Linked DNA regions of Homo sapiens: region 1 is linked to region 2. The links are chromatin loops, found by intact Hi-C in ENCODE. Cell type or tissue: PC-3. All regions are shown on one strand. Links, peaks and the distances in the headings refer to the core of each region. The heading gives the core; the rest is flanking DNA. Region 1 overlaps LGSN (lengsin, lens protein with glutamine synthetase domain). Region 2 overlaps EYS (eyes shut homolog).

Region 1 (11,281 bases), core at 2,025-10,024, 490 kb after region 2:
AAGTAAGCACTCTTCTATATTTTTTTCCCCATAAGGGCACTAATTGTATCTTGAAGGCTGTAGCCTCATGACCTAATCACCTCTCGAAGGCTCTACCTCCTAACATCATCGCATTAGGTGTTAGGGTTTACTGTATGGTTTGTGGGGGACACAAACATGCCGTTCTTAACTCTGCTCTTTCTTCTAACGATCTACCCCTTTTCCTTCCTCTGATAGAGGAAAATGTATTAAAGTTAATTCCTTTATTTCAATCCCAGATTCCATCTTTTCTGTCCTCCCAGGGACCTCCCTTTATTTTTTTTCTACTCTCTCCTACATCTCCTTTTTTGTTTCCTTTCATTAAGCATGTATTTATATATGTGTATATGTATGTATGCATGTATGTATGTATGTATGTATGTATTTATTTATTTATTTATTTATTTATTTATTTTTGAGACAGGGTCTCACTCTGTTGCCCAGGTTGGAGTGCAGTGGTGCAATCTTGGCTCACTGCAACCTCCACCTCCCGGATTCAAGTGATTCTTGTGCCTCAGTCTCCCGAGTAGCTGGGATTACAGGCGTGCACCACCATGTCCAGCTAATTTTTATATTTTTAGTAGAGATGGGGGTCTTGTTATGTTGGCCAGGCTGGTCTCAAACTCCTGGCCTCAAGTCATTTGCCCACCTTGGCCTCCCAAAGTGCTGAGATTACAGGTGTAAGCCACTGTGCCTGGCTGTCTTAGCATTTAAATATATGCAAGTCTTCTCTACCTAAAAGCAACGTAAACTTTTCTTGAACCTCTATGTACTCCCCTGGTAGACATATTTTCTGTCTTCTTTACTTCATACTTTTGAGTTGTATTTCATATTTTCATTTGATAATATTTCTTGTGTGCCTGCTGGGTGTAGATCCTGGGCTAAACAACTCACATTCCTTTTCAACTCACTGGATCTAGCTGCTGCTCACATGCTTCCACCGTGACTGTCCTTACCAAGGCCTCCAGTGACTTGGGTTGCAAAATACAAAGGGCAAGTATTAATAACAATCTTATTTATCATTTCAGCAGCATGGTCCATTGGTACTTCCTTTTTATGTTTACTCATTAACTATGGTGGGTTTTTAGTTCTATTTATTTATTTATTTATTTTTACTGTGCACCATTTAAATGAACATCTCAGTTCTCTTTTACATCTCTTATTTTCTCAGTCCCTGTTCTTTCCCTTAATAATTCCAACCACTGTCAAGGCTATTTTTTCCTTCCATTTTGTCTTTTACATTTTGACCCTTATGGTCAATGCTTGCTGGACACCTCCAGATGACACAATCACCTTAGATTCCATATGCCCAAAACAGAACTCATAATTTCCTTTCTCAAGTCTTTGCTTTTTGGGTTTCCTAGTCAGAAATGTGGTTGTCATTTTTCATTCCTCTGTCTCTGACACTTCCTATATCCAGCTAGTTACCAAGCTGCGAAATCCACTTCCCAAGTATGTCTGCACTATGCTCATTTCGCCCGCTTCTCCAGAGCTATTCTCCTAGTTCAGATCAATGTAATCTCTACTCCAGATTACCCAAGTGGGTATTAGAGATATAAATAGTTCCTTGTTTTATGGTATCCTGACCTAGCTGTAGTGTTTCTCAATTCTACAAGGGACACTTAAATGTATACTTGGCACTTAAGAGATCATAATGCCTGGGACTAAAGTAATTAATGCCTTTTAGTTTGGAGAAAAAAAACTTATACATGGACGAAAGCTCTACTTTAATGATACTGAAAGTTATTTAATGAAGCATTAGGTGAGATCTCCAAAGGGATACTATATAATTTACCAATTATAATGAAGACAACATAACTATGAGTTATTTGAAGGGACAGAAAGTTTAATAAGGATTCTACTTTCATTGGAGACTTAAGAACATCAATCATCCATTAAAAATAGAGCTACTATATATGATTCAGCAATCCACTACTGGATATATATCCAAAGGGTGTGGAATCAGTATGTTGAAGAGATATCTACACTCCCATGTTTATTACAGCATTATTCACAATAGCTAAGATATAGAATTGACCTAAGCATCTGGCAATAGATGAATGGATAAAGAAAAAGTGATATATATACACAATGGGATAGTATTCAGCCTTTGAAAGGAAGGAAGCCTTAAACAGGCAATAATTAGCTTAGCCCAGGCATTATGATCCCTTAAGTGCCAAATAAAATTTTCTGTCATTTGTTAAAACATGAATGGACCTAGAGGACATTATGTTAAGTGAAATAAGCCAGACACAGAAAGACACATACTTCATGATCTCACTTATATGTGATGTGTAAAAAGGTTGAACTCAGAGAAGCAGAGAGTAGAATGTGGTTAACAGAGGGTGGGTGGTGAAGGGATTGGGGAGATGTTGGTCAAAGAATAAAAAATTTTATTTAGAAAGAAGAGTAGTTTCAAGAGATCTGCTGTACCACATGGTGACTACAGTTAATAATAATATATAAGAGGACCTCAAAAAGTTCATGGAAAATGTGTATTATAAAAACTGTGCGTGGATTTTAAAATATTTTGAACCAAAGTAAATTCATGCTAATTTGTTATGACATGTCTGAACAGGATATAGTTTGAGGCATTAAGCATAGGACATCAGTTTGAATACAGCATGTATCAGAGCAGCATGAATTCTGCTAAAATCAAAGCAAGAATGAACATCAAATTTATGGTGAAGCTGGGGTGGAAGAATGGTGAAATCCTTGATGCTTTATAAAAAGTTTGTGGGGACAATGCTCCAAATAAATCAGCAGTTTGAAATGGGTGACTCTTTTTGAGAAGAGATTAAACAATGTTGAAGATGAAGGCTGAAGTGGCAGATCATCCACATCAATTTGCCCTAATTGTTCATGCCTTGATTGAAGACGGCTGGCGATTAACAGCAGAAACAATAGCCAACACCATAGACATCTCAGTTAGTTAAGTTTACACAATTCTGACTGAAAACTTAAAGTACAGCAAAGTTTCTACTTGATGTGTGCCAAAACCATTGTACCCAGATCAATTGGAGATAAGAGAAGAGCTTTCAGTGGAAATTTTAAACCGGTATGATCAAGATTCTGAAGAATTTCTTCAAAGAATTGTAACAGGAGATAAACATGGCTTTACCAGTATGATCCTGAAGATACTGCACAATTACAGCAATGGCTAGCAAGAGGTAGAAGTGGTCCAGTCAAAGCAAAAGTGGACCAGTCAAGAGCAAACGTCATGGCAATTGTGTTTTTTGAGATGCTCAAGGCATTTTGCTTGTTGACTCTCTAGAGGGCCAAAGAATGAGACCTACTTATTAGGAAAGTGTTTTGAGAAAGTTAGCCAACACTTTAGCAGAAAAATGCCCAGGAAACCTTCACTAGAGAGTTCTACTTCACCACGATGATGCTCCTGCTCATGCCTTGCATCGAACAAGGGTAATTTTGTGAGCATTTTGATGGGAGATCATAAGCATCCAGTTTACAGCACTGATTTGGCTCCTTCTGTCTTCCTTTTGTTTCCTAATCTTACAAAAATCTGTAAAGGGGATTCATTTTTCTTTAGTTAATAATGTAAAAAAGACCGCATTCATATGTTTATCTTCCAGGACCCTCATTTTTAAAGGGATGCACTAAATGGCTGCTATGATTGCTTACAAAAGTATATTAACCTTGATAGAGCTTATGTTGAGAAATAAAGTTTATATTTTATATTTTTATCTTTTAATTCCATTTCCATGAACTTTTTGACATACCTTCATATTGTATATATAAAAATTGCTGAGAGAATAGATTTTCAGTGTTTTCACCACAAAAAATGGGAGATAATATATATCCTAATAGCTTAATTTAGCCATTCCACAATGTATACATATATCAAAAGATTATATTGTATACCATAAATATATATAATTTTTACTTGTCAATTAAAATTAATAAACATTTTAAAAGGAAAGGAGATCTAGGTCACCTTTTGTAGCCCTTCTGTCCCCAAATAAGAACATTAATCATTTTGTAATGGATGGCTACATCAAACCACCCTGCAGGTTAATTTTTGGTTGTGGCCAGAAAAGTAGGTAACTGTCTTATCAGGACAGGCTAGATAATCAACAGGAGCCTAGGAAAGAAGGAAACAGTGTGACCCCAAGAAATGATAAAACTAGTTTTGTACAGATGGAGATAGGGTTTGTATGTGAAAATTCCCAGCTGTGAAGGCTGGAGAGATTGTTGAGAGCCTGGATTATGCAGAGCCTTAGAGAATACCAATTTGAGTTTTCCCTGAAGGTGAAGGGAGAATTGTGGAGGTATTTTCAGCAAAGAAATAACAAAACCAAAATTGTGTTATAGAAAAATAACATGGCAGTAGTATGAAGGATGAATAGAAGAAGGGTAACATTGGATGCACAGAGAATGGCTAGAAATTGTGGAGTTGGTCAAAGAATACAAAATTACAGTTAAATAGGAATAATAAATTCAAGACATCTAATACACAGCATTGTGGCTATAGCTAATAATATACCTTCTTGAAAATTCTAAGAAAGCAGATGTTAAGTGTTCTCATCACCAAGTGATAAGTATGTGAAATAATGCATATTTAATTAGCTAGATGTAACCATTCCATAATGTATACATACTTTAAAACATTTTGTGGTATACATACATACAATTTTATCTGTCAGTTTAAAAAATTAAAGGAAAACGCCAAAAAAACCCCACTAGACAATCTTATAAAAATGGGCAGTTTTAAAAAGACACTTCAAAAAAGAAGATATTGAAAAAAATTGTGTCAATCCAGGTGACAAAAGATGGAAAATGGAAGAGCTTTATTTTTTTCTTTTTGAGATAGAGTCTTGCTCTGTTGCCCAGGCTGGAGTGCAATGACGAGATCTCGGCTCACTGCAACCTCTGCCTCCCAAATTCAAGCAATTCTCCTGCTTCAGCCTCTGGAGTAGCTGGGATTACAGGCACCCGCTACCACACCCGGCTAATTTTTGTATTTTTACTAGAGGCGGGGTTTCACCATGTTGGCCAGGCTGGTCTCAAACTCCTGACCTCAGGTGATCTACCTGCCTCGGCCTCCAAAGTGCTGGGATTACAGACGTGAGCCACCGCGCCCGGCCAGAAGCGCTTATTTTTAAATGGTAAATCACTTGAAAAGAATTGCCACGTGTATTTAACTCTTTCTACTTTCTCGTATGCTACTTTCACATTTTTACTATTATAATGAAGGTGGCACTGAACATACATGACGTATCTTGGATTATTTTCTTAAACCAAGTTGCTAGGAGTAGGAATACAAGGTTAATAGGTACGGATATTTTTAAAGTAATTAATACAAGTTTGTGATGTAGTCTTTGAAATAACACTTCTGTAAATATTTTAAGCACATTTTCTTTCTTTTTTCTTTGAAGAACACACTTAAAGGTAACTGAAGGCACATTCTTTCCTCTTTGACATATTCTTTTAAGTTTGATAATTATCGATCCCTTTTTCCACTATTTCTAACAGAGGTTAAAACTTGATGAAATTTTGATTTGCTTGTTTGCGTTTTCATGCACCTCTCTCATTAACAAAATCAGATGTTTGGTAAATGCATTAATGCCTACACCTCGGACTATAACTATTATATAGGGGTCAAAAAAAGTTTTTTTTTTTTGTATTGACATTAAAAAGGTAACTGTTAGAGAAAATTAAAACTAAATCAATAAAATCATTGATATTTAGAACCTAAATAACTCATTATTATATTGGAAAGAAATTTATTAGGTCAAATTAGGGTCTACATTTAATGCTTGGCAGTATTCCTTTAGGTTAAGCGTTTTTTAGTTAATTTGATCAAGTCACTGAGTTGAAATGCAAAATGATAAACTTATATTAAACCATATAAACACCATTTCAAAAGAATCACCATGGTGAGAAAAACATGAATTATGAAAATGTCTTGTAATGAACTTGAATGTAAGAGGAAACATTTTTTATGGCCATTCCCATGTATGAGACAAAAAGCCATCTGACGAAACGATAGTGGAAACATTTTTGAATTGTGAAAAGCTGCTCTGGTGAAAATATCAAAAGAATGAAAATCAACCTGTTGTAGCAGAAATTTGGGATTGTCCAAATTAAGCATGAATTAAATGTATATATTTATGCCATGCAATCAAAATGAAACTGCATATCTGTACTTACGCTCATGATTCTTCCAGCCTGGTTTACCTCACTCCCTATCTTCAGCTGAAATGCGCCCTCTTCTGTTTAAGGTTAGCCTATCTGAAGACTGAAATACTCTGCCTGTGTAGTAACAGCATTACTGTAGAGTCCAAGCCAGGCTATTTGGATCACACTGCCCCACTCTAAGAATCCTCGGACTGCTTGATATGCCTTCATGATTCTGAGAGGTTCCCCTATTTTATTGTGTTTAGAATCTGGAGCTTCTTAGATAAGGGAATAGTGCCTGACCCAATGAAAGTCACCTCTAGGCTGGCCAGGGCCTGTGAGGTAATCTAGAATGAGTTATCTTTCCACCAGAAATCCTCAGTAATGCATAGTGCCCAGGCAATATTTGTGGCTGACCTCTGTTTAGTACTTACCATGCATCAGGCATTGCTTTTCCAACATAATGGTGCCACCAGGGAGAGCTGCACCACTGAGTACTTGATAAATGGTCAAATATTTCTAAACTGATTGGTAAACAGTGGCTAACAAGAGCCTCTTAATGGTCCACTCTACCCAAACTTTTCTACCTGTCCTAGTATTTCCCTGGGGCTCTTGGACCTGTCCACAGCCCATCAATTAAAGAGTTAAAGAACTAGTACCTGGCCCTACAGGCCCTCCAGGACCTTGCTACAGCTTCCTAGCACCCCAGCAATGGTTGGGAGGATATCCTGGTGACAGTGTTCATTAAGAGTGTGCCAAGTACTTGGTGCTCTGGAGCCAACTGGCTGGGTTCAAATCTGAGCTTTGTCACTTATGAGACTTGTGAGCTTGGGTTAGTTGATTAGTCTTTCTTTGACTCAATTTTTCTCATCTCTGAAATAGGATGGTAATGTATTTATCACATGGGATATTTTTCAGACTAAATAAATTAAGACAAAGCATTTAGAAGAGATCTAGCACATAATAGGCACAATATAAGTGTTGGTTATTTTTATTAGATGTACTAATGGCTAAATATTTTTACCATCACCCTTTAGTACCACACTAGATACCACTGTTGGGGAAAAGACAGGTGGTCACTGCTGATACAGTTGTGCCTCATATCTCTAGAGCTGCTGCATATTCTGAACAGCATTCCGGTAGTTTTGAGACCTAGTTGTGTGGTAGTTGAGAAAGTTTATTTCTTTACTTCTTACCTTACATTTTAAATCAATTGGCAGTATTTAACAATCATGAAATTTCAAATAAAAATCCAGATTTCTGGCATGTTTTGAAAATTTGTAAAACTGGCAACACGAGGGCCACGTTTTAATATGGCAACAATTGTCTGGACTCCTGTGTTGGCTCCTTCCTGGGAAGGGCTATCAACTACTGCGTTCGCCCTCCAGCCCATTGTGTTTTTTTGTAATCTGTCTGCTATTTGAGTTTGCTCTCCTTGAACTAGGCTAACCTGAGCATATCTCTTTCTTTACAACATGGAGGCCCTTAACTGCCACAGCAACACTTTATTGCCTCTACTAGATTGTAATATTCTTTGTGAATCATGTTTTATGTTTTGTTTATTTTTATGTCTTTGATTTTGCCTTATCCATAGTAGGTTACAACTTCACTCTTGGGACTAATGAAGGTTAAACTGGTGGTGATGTGAATTAAGATGGGTTTTGCTTTTATACAGAAAAGAGTTATAAAAATACAATTGAAAAAGAATATATAATTGAAGAAGTTGAACAAGTTTTATGAGTTACACAGATCACACTATATAATAAAAACAGAATTCCATTTAAGTCAATTATCAAGCTATGGTGATGTAGGAAGCACCTCAAATAAAATACTTAGATTTGAATTCCTATTCTTCCTCAGATATGACCTTGAACAAATTACCTAACCCCTGTGGGTTATTTCTGCTTTGGAAAAAATGTAGGTGATAATAAATATTCCCTGTATGTTGTGGGTATTAGATGAAATATAAAATATTGTCTGGATATGGCAATGCTTTTAAAATGTTAATATTTTTATAGGTATTATTTTAAAGACTTTATTTTTTTGTTGTTGAGACAGAGTCTCACTCTGTTGCCCAGGCTGGAGTGCAGTGGTGCGATCTTGGCTCACTGTAACCTCCACCTCCTGGGTTTAAGCGATTCTTATGCCTCAGCCTCCCAAGTAGCTGGGACTACAGACACCAAATTAGCCATCAAATCTGGCTAATTTTTTGTATTTTTTGTAGAGATGGAGTTTTGCCATGTTGCCCAGGCTGGTCTTGAACTCCTGGCCTCAAGTGATCCACCCACCTCAGCCTCCCAAAGTTCTGGGATTACAGGCGTGAGCCACCCCACCTGGCTGGATATTATTTAAAAGACTTTAGGCAAATTAAATTTAACAGAGTTTGATTGAGCAAAGAATGATTTGAGAATTGGGCCTCCCTGAGAACCAAAATAGGTTCAGAGCGACTCTGGAGCTGCCACATTGTTGGATAACATTTATGGACAGAACAAGAAAAGTGATGTACAGAAGACAATAATGAGTCACAGAAACAGCTGAATTAGTTACAGCTGGGAGTTTCCCTTATTTGAACATGGTTTGAACAGTTGGCTGCCTGTGATTGGCAGGCATCTGAAATTCTAATTGGTACAGGAGTAGGTTATAGTCTGTTTATAAAGTTCTAGGCCAAACTTAAGATATGTAAGGAGGTAGCTTTATGTAAACAATTCCTCCCTTTGGGTCAACCTCTTAAGATTGAGAGGTTGACTGAAACCTTAGGCATTGACGTCACTCTCACACCATTGTAAATGGACTTATTTGGTCTCAAATTCCACTGGGAAATAGCAGTACAGTGGATTTTGTAAGGTGGGAATATGGAAACAGAATGAGAGAAAAATAACCTGATTGTTTACTTTAGGTTAATTTTTTGTAAGGGTTAGAGCAGAGGGGACCTCTTTATTATGCTGGGATCTCCTGTTTTCAGAAGAAAAAAAAACTGTACTGTTTTGGAATCTATCTTCTTCCTTAAAGTTTCACTGTGATTATGTTGTATTAGCATGAGTGATTTTGTTTTGATTTGGTCTGTTCTGTTGGGGTCTAATGCAAGAGTTCAGTCCAGAACAATGGTCTTCCATAATTTTGTTTAACAATTCTCTTCTTTTGGTCAGGTTCTCACCTAGATGAGAGTGTGACCAAAACTTAGGGCTTTGGTGCTACTTCCTATTACCATTATTTTGGGTTTTCTGTCTTAGCACATTATTGATAGGTTATAGTGTCTTCACGATCAGGCATTTCTTTGAGATTTTGTCATTCCAGTCAAAGATACCATCTGACATTCTACACATGGCTGTCTGCAAACATTTAAAACTTTGGAGAGAATATAGCATACCAGGGAGAATACTATTGTGACTGTCAGAATGATAATGATAATGACTACTATAGTGACTGGCAGGAGCATACCAAGAATTTGGAGTATGCTCCTTAGCCAAGGTTCCTATTAGTTCCTATTAATCAACTAAAGTTAAATAGATCAAAGAATAAGCCAGATGAAAAGTCTACATGTTTTAATTAAGCAGCCTGTTCATTAATCTCTTGTAACTGAATCTCTACAAAACCCAGTGTATTTATTCATGTACAATAAGAAGTGTAAGCCACTGCACAGATTTCTCCCTGTTCAGCCTGTAGGTAATCTAGAGCAATTTTATTATCTAGCACAACTTTAGCAAGAGAATTTAAAGAAGTCTGCTGCACAGCCACAGGTTTTGCAGTAAAATCTGCTGTACAGACTACTGTAAGGGATACATTTCTAATCATTACCTCATTTACTCCAAGCCATAGAAAAAGGGAACTAACAAATGATGCCCATCTAGAAAGGTGAAGGCCTCTTGGCAATGTTTTATTTAACCTAGGATGTACGTTAAAAGAAGTGGACTGATGTTCTGTTTCTGACTGATTATGGAGTAACAAAGGTGTCATTAAAATTCCTAGCCTACACTGGCCCTTCATCTTGCATCCATCAAGAGATAAGGTTGCTCATGTATAAGGTTGTCTGTGAAATCTAACACAAATAAAAATATACTTCACACACATAGGCCCCTTTTCCCACTGTGTTGTTCCAAGAGGCATAAGCAAGGCAAAAGTTAAGAAAGGTTAAGAATCTCACGATGGAAGAGAAGTCTTGTTCCATGATCTTGGGAAAGCTTTCTATGTCTAGGATGCCATCTGCTTCAAGGGAGAAAGTTCTCTGGTTAGCTTTACCTTAAGGTCTCTAACAAGTGTTTGGTTTCAAGAGGCTGGATGGGCCAGACTCAAGGTTCAAGGTCCCAGTATTTTACTGCAGTGTGAGTGGCAAGGGAAGTCTTTCTCTGATGGTGTTTCCAGAAGGCCCAGTCTCTAAGTTTTAGACCATGAAGGGTTTGACTGTACCCAGTCAGTGGATCATAAAAAGCTCCTTTTACCTAATGAAAATACACTTTGGCACAATGCATTGAAGCCTGCATTGTAGCATTTAGTCATATAAGAATTTAGGTGCAGAAGATACATAAGGTTCTATTATTAGAGGCCTTACAGTGACTATTTCATAAATGGTCAACTCATGTTTTGATTGGAAGAGGAACTGATTGTTATCAGTCTGCAGTACCTTTGACCAAGACAATTCAGTCCATTCAGTTAGACTTGCCTAATGCTATTATAGCTGTAACACCTTATGTTTTACAACTTGTCCAGTGAAACAAGTACCTTTATTGTTGGAGATTTCTCTAGGAATGTTCCATGAGAGAAACACATTTCTTGATAACCGTTAAGCTATTTTAGCTATTGTTATTGCATTAGCCTTCTTGCATGAGAAAGCTTGTATATAACTAGAAAACATGCATTACAAATGACAATTGAATAGAAGCCATCTGTAAATGTTCAAATGGCCCATCAAGTAGCAAAAATGTACCTGAAGTTTTTTTTGTCTTCCTAGGATTATGGATTTGACAAAGCAAAATAAACCACTTTGGCAACTTAGAATAGTCATGACACCAGTATATTTTTAAAAATATAATTTGGATGCAATCTCGGCTCACTTCAACCTCTGCCTCCTGGGTTCAAGCGATTCTCCTGCCTCAGCTTCCCGAGTAGCTGGGATTACAGGTGTTCACCACCA
Region 2 (11,281 bases), core at 1,824-9,823:
GCTGAATAAATGTATTGACTTCACACTAATCCCTTGAGTGACTAGTGCTTTTTTATCTTTGTGTCACCAGCATCTAGCACAGGTTCTGACAGTAAAATACCATATATATGAGATACGTATTTGTCAATCTAGCCTAAATGTAACCTTTAGGTAGACTCAGTTGTAAATTATTAACAGGAAGAAATATTAAAAGCAAAAGATAGTCATTCCTTTTCTATTTTAGTATTAAATTTAACTGAATTCTATTTTCATAGTTTTTAATGCCAACATTGAATGATGGTCAGTATTTTTATTCTGTTTCAACTCCAGTACATTTCATTTCCCTCAATCACCCTCCCCATAGTACTACTGAAAGTGATATACCTGAGAGTGTTATTATCTCAGGGACACAAATTATAAAGTTTTCATTAGATTAAAAAATAAGTATAAGAAGCAATATGTCTCAAAAGTCCCTACTTCACATTCTGGTGAGTTTTGAGAAAATTACATTTAACCTATGCCACACATCCCAGGGAATAAACTGATAAGATTTTAATAAAATATCAAAACAAAGTATTCAGCTTCACACAAATATCTTAGTTTAATAGTCATAATAAACTGATAAGATTTTAATAAAATATCAAAACAAAGTATTCAGTTTATTCACACAAATATCTTAGTTTAATAGTCATATAAAACAAAGATATACAAGCCTTTGATAATAAGCATCATTTTTCCTAAATTATTTGCTGTATACACAATTATAAACAGACATAAGAAGCTCTTTTAAGTGTTACATACCAGAGTGAGTATATTTCTTAAGGCTTGTAAAAATTCTAATTTTACAGCTTCCCTGGAGTTCCAACATCTCTTGAGAAGGAAACAACATAAGCTCTTATTTCCTCAACCGAGCTGTCCCCAACCAATAAAAATAGATCCTAGGAACATCCCTTAATCTGGTGACATCATCCATAAAAGACAGGAATGGGGTGTCAAAATCCCCTTTCTATTTTCTGTTGTCCTCTTTGGGTAAGGAGATTTAAAAAACCAGTGGAGACTTATGAAGGAAACAGTACAATGAAAGAGAAGAGTTCGATACAAGAAGCAACCCTCAGTTAAATTCTATTTTGTTCACACTGGCCCTTGAACTTCATCTAATTTTACCATTTCCTGTTTTTAATAAATCTCCCTACACTTTCACACCAATTGAATTCCATGTTTTTATTACTTAAGAAGCATCTCAGCAAAGAAATAATGAACATTTCTTTTAGACAATTATTTTTACTTAAAGAAAAGCTCTGGTCACTCACCAATGATGATAGAAAACTGACCGATTTCCTTCCTATTTCTTGACTTTCCTAGCCCTGACCTGGGGCTTTGGCTCAGATAAAGGTGCAGGATTAGAAAAGCACAGTTTGTTCAAAGGTGTGAGCTCCTCTCTAAGTCATATCCAGGTTTTGGATGCCAAATCATGTTTACGAGGCACCTGAGTAAATACTTTGTTTGGCTGCCAGTAATCTTTTCTATTTCTAAAATTAAGTTTCAAAATATAGGGGTTTGCTTTTTAAGTAAATTATCCATTATGTAGAAAGAGTATGCTAGTGAAAGGATTATATAGAAGATCTCAAAACACTGCATTTCCTTTGTTCTGGTTTTGAAATTTCCTGTTGAGTCACTTAGTTGCTCAATGCTGAAGGGCACTAAAGTATAATTAATGTAATAGTAAACAGACTATCTGGCCAGATGCATCAGCAAAACGTAACCCTCACTTTACAAATACATGTACAGGTTTATTTTAACTGTTTGGTTTGGGTTTTTTCACAGCTATTAATATTACTCAGCCAAGGTTCAGTGGCACAGATGCCTTTGGATACACCTCATTCCTGGCTTATTCACGGATCTCAGACATCAGCTTCCATTATGAATTCCACCTGAAGTTTCAGCTGGCAAACAACCACTCAGCACTGCAAAATAACTTGATATTTTTTACTGGACAGAAAGGCCATGGTAAGATTAACTGAACCCTCTAGGACTTGCCTCGCTCCTTTAAGAATACTTTAGAGATTCCTCAGGGACACTCTAATTGGCTGTGGTAAAAAAAAGACCTTTGCCTAGATGCAGCCTCCTCCTGTTTTCTGCCTTGAGCATGTTCGCTGTAGTCCAAAGTACTTAGCAGTTCCCTGATCCTTTCTGAAGCTCTACTTTGCATCAGGGCTACTGTATTAGTCAGTTTTCATGCTGCTGTAAAGAACTGCCAGAGACTGGGTAATTTACAAAGGAAAGAAGTTTAATTGACTCACTGTTCAGCATGGCTGGGGAGGCCTCCGGAAATTTACAAGCATGGTGGAAGGGGAAGAGGAAGCAGAGTACTTTCTTCACAAGGCAGCAGGAAGACGTGCCTAGTAAAGGGGAGAATTTCTCCTTATAAAACCATCAGATCTCCTGAGAACTCACTCACTATCACGAGAACGCATGAGGAAAACCACCCCCATGATTTAATTACCTCCACCTGGTCTCTCCCTTGACACCTGGGGATTATGGGGATTACAATTCAAGATGAGGTTTGCGTGGGAACACAAAACCTAACCATATCAGCTACCTTTCATAATCAAAAGAAAAAATTCCTACAGGCAAACATGAGGACAGGGAAGGTGACCAAGTCACATGGGAAGTAAGTTTATTGATTTGTCCTTTCCTCTGTTTCTTTCTGTTTCCATGTCTGAAGAGAGAAGGGAAATTCTCATTTTTCCATGTGTTATAAAATGGAAATGGTTGTTGCCCTCAAAGAAAACCATTCTAAATTAAAGGAGCAAGAAATTAAGAAAGTACTCAGCCTGTAACAAAGTACTCTAGTGCCCTGGAATTGGTGGGAAATCAACTTATAACTTACATTTGTCTCTCTTAAGTAGAAACTAGTTATGCATGTGCTAAGTCAAGGAAAATTACCTATGTTTTACTTTTAAGTCTGCAATCAACAGTTAAGCAATTAATCACCTAACTTCTCTGAGTTCAGTGTTTTCATCTGTGAGATCAACATATTGTAACAGAAAAAGACCTTTCTCTCAGCTGTCAGTGGTTCTACGGTGCTAGGGTAAATAACATATTCTGTTTTTTTCAACTCAATCAGTGACTGTCTCTTAATACCAAACACTCTTTTCTGTATCAGCATATGTCTGAAAGGAGCCTACACCCCAAATGAAATGTGGTATTTCAGACTCCCACCATGTCTGCTAGGATGGGGTACTCTATCATGTAAAGTACTATTCATTCTACCTCCAAAATTTGTTTGAATCTCTTCCCCATCCCTATGCTGAAACCTCATGACCTCTTCCTGACTGGTCTCCCTACTGATTTCCTGCCTGCAATTAATTATCCACATTGTAATAAGAGTTAGCCTCTTAAAAGGTTTATTAGATCATGTCTGAACCTTGTTTAAAACCCATCTGTGGCTTTTTACTGCACTTAGAATGCAATCCAAACCTCCTTATCATGTTCTCAAAGGGCCTTCAGGATCAGATCCCAGTCTGCATCTCTGAACACAACCAGGCCACTCTCACTATCTCTGTGCTTTTCTCCTACAGCTCTTCTTCCAGTGCCTTAACCACCAAGTGCTTTCCTGTCTCAGAGGTTTGGTGCATGCTTTTTCCTCAGCCTTGACAGGAAATAGCTATCATAGTGGTCAAGGGAGCAGGCTCTAGAGACTGGTGATGTAGACATGAATCAGTCTCCACCATGTGCAAATTATGTGTCAAGTTACTTAATGTCTTTGTGCCTCTATTTTCTAACCTATCAAATGAGTATAGTAACAGTGTATTTCCTTACAGCGTTGTGAGGAATAACGAACTTAATACATGGGAAGCTCTTAAAATATTGTTGGACTCGGCCAGGCGCGGTGACTCACGCCTGTAATCCCAGCACTTTGGGAGGCCAAGGTGGGTGGATCACCTGAGGTCAGGAGTTTGAGAGCAGCCTGACCAACATGGAGAAACCCCGTCTCTACTAAAAATACAAAATTAGCCAGGCATGGTGGTGCACACCTGTAATCCTAGCTACTTGGGAGGCTGAGGCATGAGAATCGCTTGAACCCAGGAGGCGGAGGTTGCAGTGAGCCGAGATTGCAGTGTTGCACTCCAGCCTGGGCAACAAGAGCAAAACTCTGTCTCAAGAAAAAGAAAAAGAAAAAAAATCATTGTACTCAATAAACACGGTAGTGTATCTTTTCTCAAAAGGGCCTTCTGTAGCCACCTTCACCAAAGTAAGTCTTGTCCCACCCCATCCAAGTTATTCTCTACCTCAGCTTCTTATTTACTTCCTTCATTGCCATTACTTTAATTTAGTATCCTTTTATTTATTTTTAATATAGTTGTTTCTTGTCTGTTTTCACTAACAGAATGGGAGCTTTACATAGAAAGAGATCAAGTCAGCCCTGTTCAACTTTATACACCCATGCTTAGCCCAGTGTCTGACCATAATCAGTATTTAATGAATGAATAAAATAACCACAATAAGAACAAATAATTGCATGAGATATAAGTCCACAACAGAGCTTCACAAGGATTCCTAAAGAGTGGTCATTCTTAGGGATTCTCAGTTCAAATGCTATGTCCTCTATTAGTATTTCCCCAGCGGTTCCCCTCCTCGCAACTCTTCCATCAATTCCCCTTTGTCTGAGCATGGACAGCCTGTTCTGCATTAGGATGTGGAGCCTTTGTTACAGGCTTTGGCTGGCTGCAAAGTTCTAAATTTCTCTTCTCACTTATAGAAATGGTGATTTATCACTGTATCACCCACAAAGCTTCTCTCCAATGGTTTTAATAAATATCTATGAATGTGCCCACTATAGCGCAGGAAGGGAAATAAAGAATTCCTACTCCTAACCCTTTACTCTGCACACCACTTATCATATATTTATCAATTAAACCCTTCTGATTTGAAAAAAAAAAAAGCCTGGCAAATGAAAACTTCAAATGAATATTGCAGACCCTAGGTCTGTCTTGTTTCAAAACAGATATTCTAAATCCTGATAGAGTCAAATAGGGAGAACCCAAGCAAAAGACAAACACCTGGACCATGATACTGAAATACTGCCACCAAAACCCTTTAGTACGCATCTACCAAATTCTCCTTCAAAATCTTTAACACACACATAAAAAATATAAAGCAATGTTTTAGCCACCTCATTTCTAAATTGTGAAATCTTACATGTGACATTTTCTAGTCCTCTCTAGTATTTTGCTTTGTATGCAGAGGAATTAATGCTAATTCTACATTTGCATTTATAGGTTTATTGCATGGTTAAATAAAGGTTAGATAACAGATTGATAAACTGTGAAGTTCATTTTCTAAAAACTGAAAATGAGAGCTCTAAAACATACAGTTGCACATTGCACCACATGAGGGAGCAAGAAGACCAGCTGAAAAATACAAATCATACTAAAGAGCTTTTTCTTTAAATGGACACAATAATTGTACATATTTATGGGGTATAACGTGATGTTTCAATATACAATATATTGAATCATGTATATTGAATATATACATATTGTGTAATGATTTAAGATAGAGTTTCTCCAAATAAGAGCTCTTCACACATATATTAAAATAACATGAATGTGCTTGTTAAAACTCTAGTTCCCAGGCCTTCTTGAATCAAAAATTAGAATAAAATAAAATAAAATTTTATCAAGAATCTTAGGTGCTTTTTATGCAACTAATATTTGTTTTTTTTTTTAATTTTACTTTAAGTTCTGGGATGCATGTGCAGAACGTGCAGGTTTGTTACATAGGTATACATGTGCCATGGTAGTTTGCTGCATCTATCAATCTGTCATCTAGGTTTTAAGCCCCGCATGCATTAGGTATTTGTCCTAATGCTCTCCCTCCTCTTCCCCTCCTTATGCAAGTAATATTTGAAGGCAACTACTGAAAATCTCCAGGAGCCAGCTAAATTAGACCACATGCAAGTATGGACTAAGGTATGTAATTATTGGCCATAATATCATATATAGGGATTATTCATCAATTTATATAGCATAAAGCTATGAATTAAAGAAGTGAGTCTTTTAAAACATATCGTTATTATTAACCATACAATTTACAATTATCTATTCTATAGAAGAAATGACCCAAGTCAATGTTATTATAGTAGTACATATACATTTAGATGTTATTGCCTAGTAATATTGATCTTTAACCTACATATTGGTTGTTACTATAAAAATCACCATACCATATGCTGCCTTTATCTTCCTCAGGTGAAGAGATGCACAAAGTCCCAGAGTTTATAAAATAACTTGAGTAAGCCAACCTCTAATTTCTGATATGTCCATAAAAAAGCAAGGGGACAACACTGATGATAGTCTTCTCTGAGTCTTTCAAAGCTGAACACTCATTTTGCAAATACTGCCACCAAATACTGCCACCACCATTGAGCTCTCTGGAAATATCCTGTCAAACACTTCATCATGAAAATGTCCCTTTGACTTATGATTTTTACCTAACCTAAGCCTCTTCCTATGCTTCTGCAGTCATATTTGGTGTTTTCTTCATTAGCTTCTCTTCCTTTCCTGCCCTCCACTCTCTTGTAATGTACATCTTAGAGACTGGCTCTTCTAGAACCCACCCTATATATCCCACAGTAGTCCACAGATGAATACATGACTTCCCCTCCTGTATCCCTTCTGTTGGTAACTGTTATAAACATTCTGCTTCAGCCAGAAACCCAGGAATCATCTCAATTTTTCCCTTTCATTCATTTGGACAAATATTGGTTGGGCACCTAGATAAGGCCTTCTTTTAGGTGCTGGGGAAGCAGTTATTAACAAGACAGACGAGGTCCTGGTCTCTCTCCATTTCATCCCCCATGTTCTATGAAACACAAGATCTCTCCATTTTACTTTCCAGTTACTTTTTGTTTTTTTCTCCTTCTTTCTATTCTCATTGCTCCTGGCTTCTCTGTCACACACTATTGCAATAGCAATAGCCTCATTTCTAGTCTCTCCGCTCAGTCATGTCCTTCTTCCCCTCTATTCTCCTCTTTGTTACATGGGATGGTTCTAACATACAAGTCCAAACATTTCTTAGCTAATCAACATGTTTCATCATAGCATACCACCTAAGCTCCTCTGCATAATATACAAAGACACTTATCAAGCCCCTACCCATTTGCACAATCTCCTTTGGTTTCATTCCACCCCATACTTGGCAATATTAGCACATGTGTACATCCTGTGTCATGTGACTGTGTCCCCCACTTCTGTGCAGGCTGTTCCACCTTCCTGAGCCACCCATGCTTCATAGGCATGCCTCCAAAACACTGCCCTTTAAGTCTCAACTCAAAAGATCATTCTTCTTTGAGTCTTTAACTCTTCCAGAAATTTTTGTTTGTTTTTTGAGACGGAGTCTCGCTCTGTCACCCAGGCTGGAGTTCAGTGGCAGGATCTTGGCTTACTGCAACCTCCATCTGCCAGGTTCAAGTGATTCTCCTGCCTCAGCCTTCTGAGTAGCTGGGATTACAGGCACCCACCACCACGCCCAGCTAGGTTTTTTTGTATTTTTAATAGAGACGCGGTTTCATCATGTTGGTCAGGCTGGTCATGAACTCCTGACCTCAGGTGATCCACCCACCTCAGCCGCCCAAAGTGCTGGGATTACAGGCGTGAGCCACTCCGCGCCCAGCCTCTTCCAGAAAAATTTAACAATTAATCTCACTGCAGTTCATTGGTAACAATTCTCATACCTTTTAAAAACTATCTGGATATCTTGCAAACCAGAACCACTACATTCCTTTTATATCAATAGTGGCTGTCACATATAAATACTCAACAGTTTTTTAAAGAATGAATATAAAAATGCATGGTCCCTGATGTGGTAAAACTTACAATCAATTTAGAAAAGCAAAACACAGGTACTTAAAGTTTTGTTAATTAACAACACTAAACCAGGAACCATGTCTGGCACACACAACCTCTATCACAATGTCTAATACGTATCTGGAATATAAATAGCACTGAATGCAAAGATATACGTAAGTGATAGAAAACGTGGAAGTCAGAAAGTAGAAATCTCATCCAGTGAGAACCGTCAGAGAACAGAACACATCCTCCAATGTGTTTCTCATCCTTCCCTTTCACTTTGAGCAATCCTCCACAATTAGTGCTACAGCAGCCCAGCTGATATTTGCTGTTCCATTCTCCCCCGCCCAGGCTCAGCTTCTCGACTCCAACAGTGCATAAACAACCAGTTCATGCTACCTGAGATCCATCGCTCTCGTTCAGTCCACCGTCAAGCTTCCTCTTGCCTGGAATTCCTGCCCTAGTCCTCTTTACCTCTCCCAGTACCTACTCATTCATGTAATGTTCTCTGACAAACTTGGATCTCTTATATTCTACCTACACAAAGCCTACATAGCACTTGTGGTTTTATCCTATAATTTGGTATCTAATTAAATACTGTTTTGTCATTTACAATCACTGCTTTGAATTATATGAAGGTACCATTTTCATAAATCAAAGCATTAGAATAGCAGCAATTTCATAATCTTAATCTTGTCCCTCAACAAGATTAATCATAAATTCTTTCCATTTCTTTTGGATTCCCAGCTGCATCATTCCTGTGCTGGATAGTTGGTGAAAAATCAATAATTACATGTTTATTTATTATTTCACTAACTGAAAGTCTCTCTGTGGACAGAGGCTATCCTAGTTAGCTAATAATGCTGTGTAGGCATTGATTGATTCGGATTGTAGTGAAGAAGTTAGGATCTGATCTAAATGAAGGGGGAGGGGAAACATGTAGCACTGTTTGAATCATTGAAATATAAGTTAAAATCTCAACTGTAGTTTGTATTAAAATTATATAATACAGTAATAAAAAAAATTTAGGAGCCGGGCACGGTGGCTCATGTCTGTAATCCCAGCACTTTGGGAGGCCAAGGCGGGTGGATCACCCGAGGTCAGGAGTTCAAGACCACCCTGGCCAACATGGCAAGACCCTGTCTCTACTAATAATACAAAAATTAGCTGGGTGTGGTGGCAGGCACCTGTAATCCCAGCTACTCAGGAGGCTGAGGCAGGAGAATCACTTGAACCCGGGAGGCGGAGGTTGTGGTAAGCTGAGATCGTGCCATTGCACTCCAGCTGGGTGACAAGAGTGAAACTGTCTCAAAAAAAAAAATTATATATATATATATATATATATATATATATATACACACATATACATATATATATATACACATATACATATATATATATATTTTAGAAGAAATATATTTGACTTCCTGGAAATTTGATCTATGCACCTAAGCACTTTATGCACATAGCTGTCAGTCACCAGCATGTAGATCTTCTATGCTGTGGTAATTATGAAAGGTTGCCTCATATTTTCTGCCAAATAATTTCTTGTTTGCTTCAAGCCCTTAGTTATAAACTGTAACAGAAATAAGAGTGCATAAATATAGCTTGATTATTTTCCTGTGGAAAAAAAATGAAATGAATGTCACCCTACAGAACAGAAAAAGAAAATTGAAGCAGGGAGTGTCACAGAAGCAATCAGCTCAGCCTGTTCTTCAGAGAGCCCTGGTAGGGATCAGGCAGAAGGAAGATGCCTGATGAATGAGAGCAGGCTATGGCCAATTCCCTAATGTAACACATAGTTCAATTGCACAGCACTGAGGTATTTTATAAACAAAACTGACAGTGTATGCCTATATTCAATTTTTTATAACAGAAAAATGCTCATTATTTTATTCTGTAATCACACCAGGAAGACTAGAAATCATGAGAATTTTCTTCCTGAGAACCTCAAATTATCAAATCTTGGTTTTCATGGAATCAAATATCCTGTACTATAATGTCAAAATTGTCTGTTTTAAATTATTTGAGTCTTTTAAAATAGTTTAAAAAGAAGTTAAGCTATTCACTTTCCCGACTGACTGAGAAACACATAAAAATTGTCACATGTGACTAGTATTCAAACAGGGTTAGAAATGACAAAGATATACAGATACTTGCAAATCTTCCCCCATCTTTTTTTCAAATGTATTTCTGAAGAGGGAATATACACTTAAGGATGGTTCAAAGTGGGTAACCTTGATTTCACAGGGGAACACTATACTTGCAGTAAGCCCATGTGGTTTCATCTTGTGGAAATTTAAGTTTACCCACAAACTGGTGCTTACATCCCTTATTTTCACAGTCTCATCTCTGACAGCAAGAGAGATACAGATTTGCCACTTTTTCTAGTCTCACCTCCTTTTGCTCAAGAGATATAAAAATGTGGGCCATATGTAGCCCCAAGAAATGCATTTTATCACATTTTCATATTCTCTGAGCATAGCACTGGATTTGTTGTTCCTATCAACCCTTCCACACTGTCTGTTCACTAGCACAGATGGAAGTCAGGACACCATATTAATTTGGCCACAAAAAGAGCCAGTCTACATTGCCTACATTTTAATGGTTTTAATCCCATGAGGTAGACACTATATTGTATCCATTGTGCTCAATGGCTAATGATGAAACATCATGGTCATGGCTGTACATGGTTCTAATGCTCTCAAAACCCTAGAATATCCATAACTGAATAGTCCCATCAACAGAACAGGAAGCCAAAAGTTTGCCACTATGAACAGGAGCTATACAGGTCTAAGATAAAAAGAGACTATATGCTCTTTAAGAGTTAATCCAAAATCTTTAGTCATCTTAATTTTAGTTTAGCATCCCCTAAAGTAGAGACTGTAACTGAATATGGGATAAAAATGGCTCAAATGTCTAGAATCCTATATCACTCGATACATCTTGTTCCGGCAGTAAGGACTTTCACTCGTTTGGGTCTTGTTTCTCACGTATCGACCTAGATATATATTTTTTGTTTTACTTTAGTTTTGATTCTAATTGCATAAACTTCTATAATTTTCCTAAGACCTTTCACACTTATTTAACTTTTCATTCATATCTAATTTCACTTTCTTCCTAAAAACTGAATATACCCTCTCATAGCCAGTTGAAAAGACAACTGAAACTCAATTAGGTTCATCTGGGTGTCTCTGTCGCAGAATCATTATTTTGTTATATTAAGAATATTTAATCAAAAGATCGTTTCCTTCTTTCAGAAATCAAAAGGCATTACAAGCCCTAGAACTATAATCAAATATGGCTGCAAAAATATCTTCACAAAACATTCCTCCAGATGGGAACTCCCACCAGTAATCAAGCGCCATTCTGTAAGCAATATTCATTTGGTGGGAGAACCACAGCACCATCGTTGTGGCTCCTCTTACATTTTCTCTTTCAGCCTTGAC

Evidence for each region. A loop is a pair of places that touch in the nucleus more often than their neighbours do. Peaks named below come from ENCODE experiments on the same cell type or tissue, not always from the same donor. Only the 100,000 strongest peaks of a DNase experiment are listed, where the experiment ranks them.
Region 1: a loop joins it to region 2, with 13 times the contacts of the local background. A loop is called at or near these places in 12 of 110 quality-filtered maps.

What each region holds. Positions count from the first base shown.
Region 1 is chr6:63,302,990-63,314,270 of GRCh38, reverse strand. All of the region lies in intron 1 of LGSN (lengsin, lens protein with glutamine synthetase domain), which reads left to right. Among named protein-coding and RNA genes, the nearest start is that of LGSN, 11 kb to the left of the region's middle. In PC-3, for the core only: a CTCF peak has its summit at 6,266 (motif pointing left); a DNase peak (open chromatin) is centred at 6,240; H3K4me3 peaks cover 348 bases.
Region 2 is chr6:63,796,895-63,808,175 of GRCh38, reverse strand. EYS (eyes shut homolog) reads left to right here. Exons shown (of 43, transcript NM_001142800.2): 37 at 1,804-1,986. It overlaps SCAT8 (S-phase cancer associated transcript 8), which reads right to left and starts at 1,340. Exons shown (of 2, transcript NR_157848.1): 1 at 1,290-1,340. It also overlaps the pseudogene LOC100422587. RefSeq lists an enhancer at 7,961-8,030. In PC-3, for the core only: a CTCF peak has its summit at 5,344; a DNase peak (open chromatin) is centred at 3,715; H3K4me3 peaks cover 1,061 bases; H3K27ac peaks cover 3,538 bases.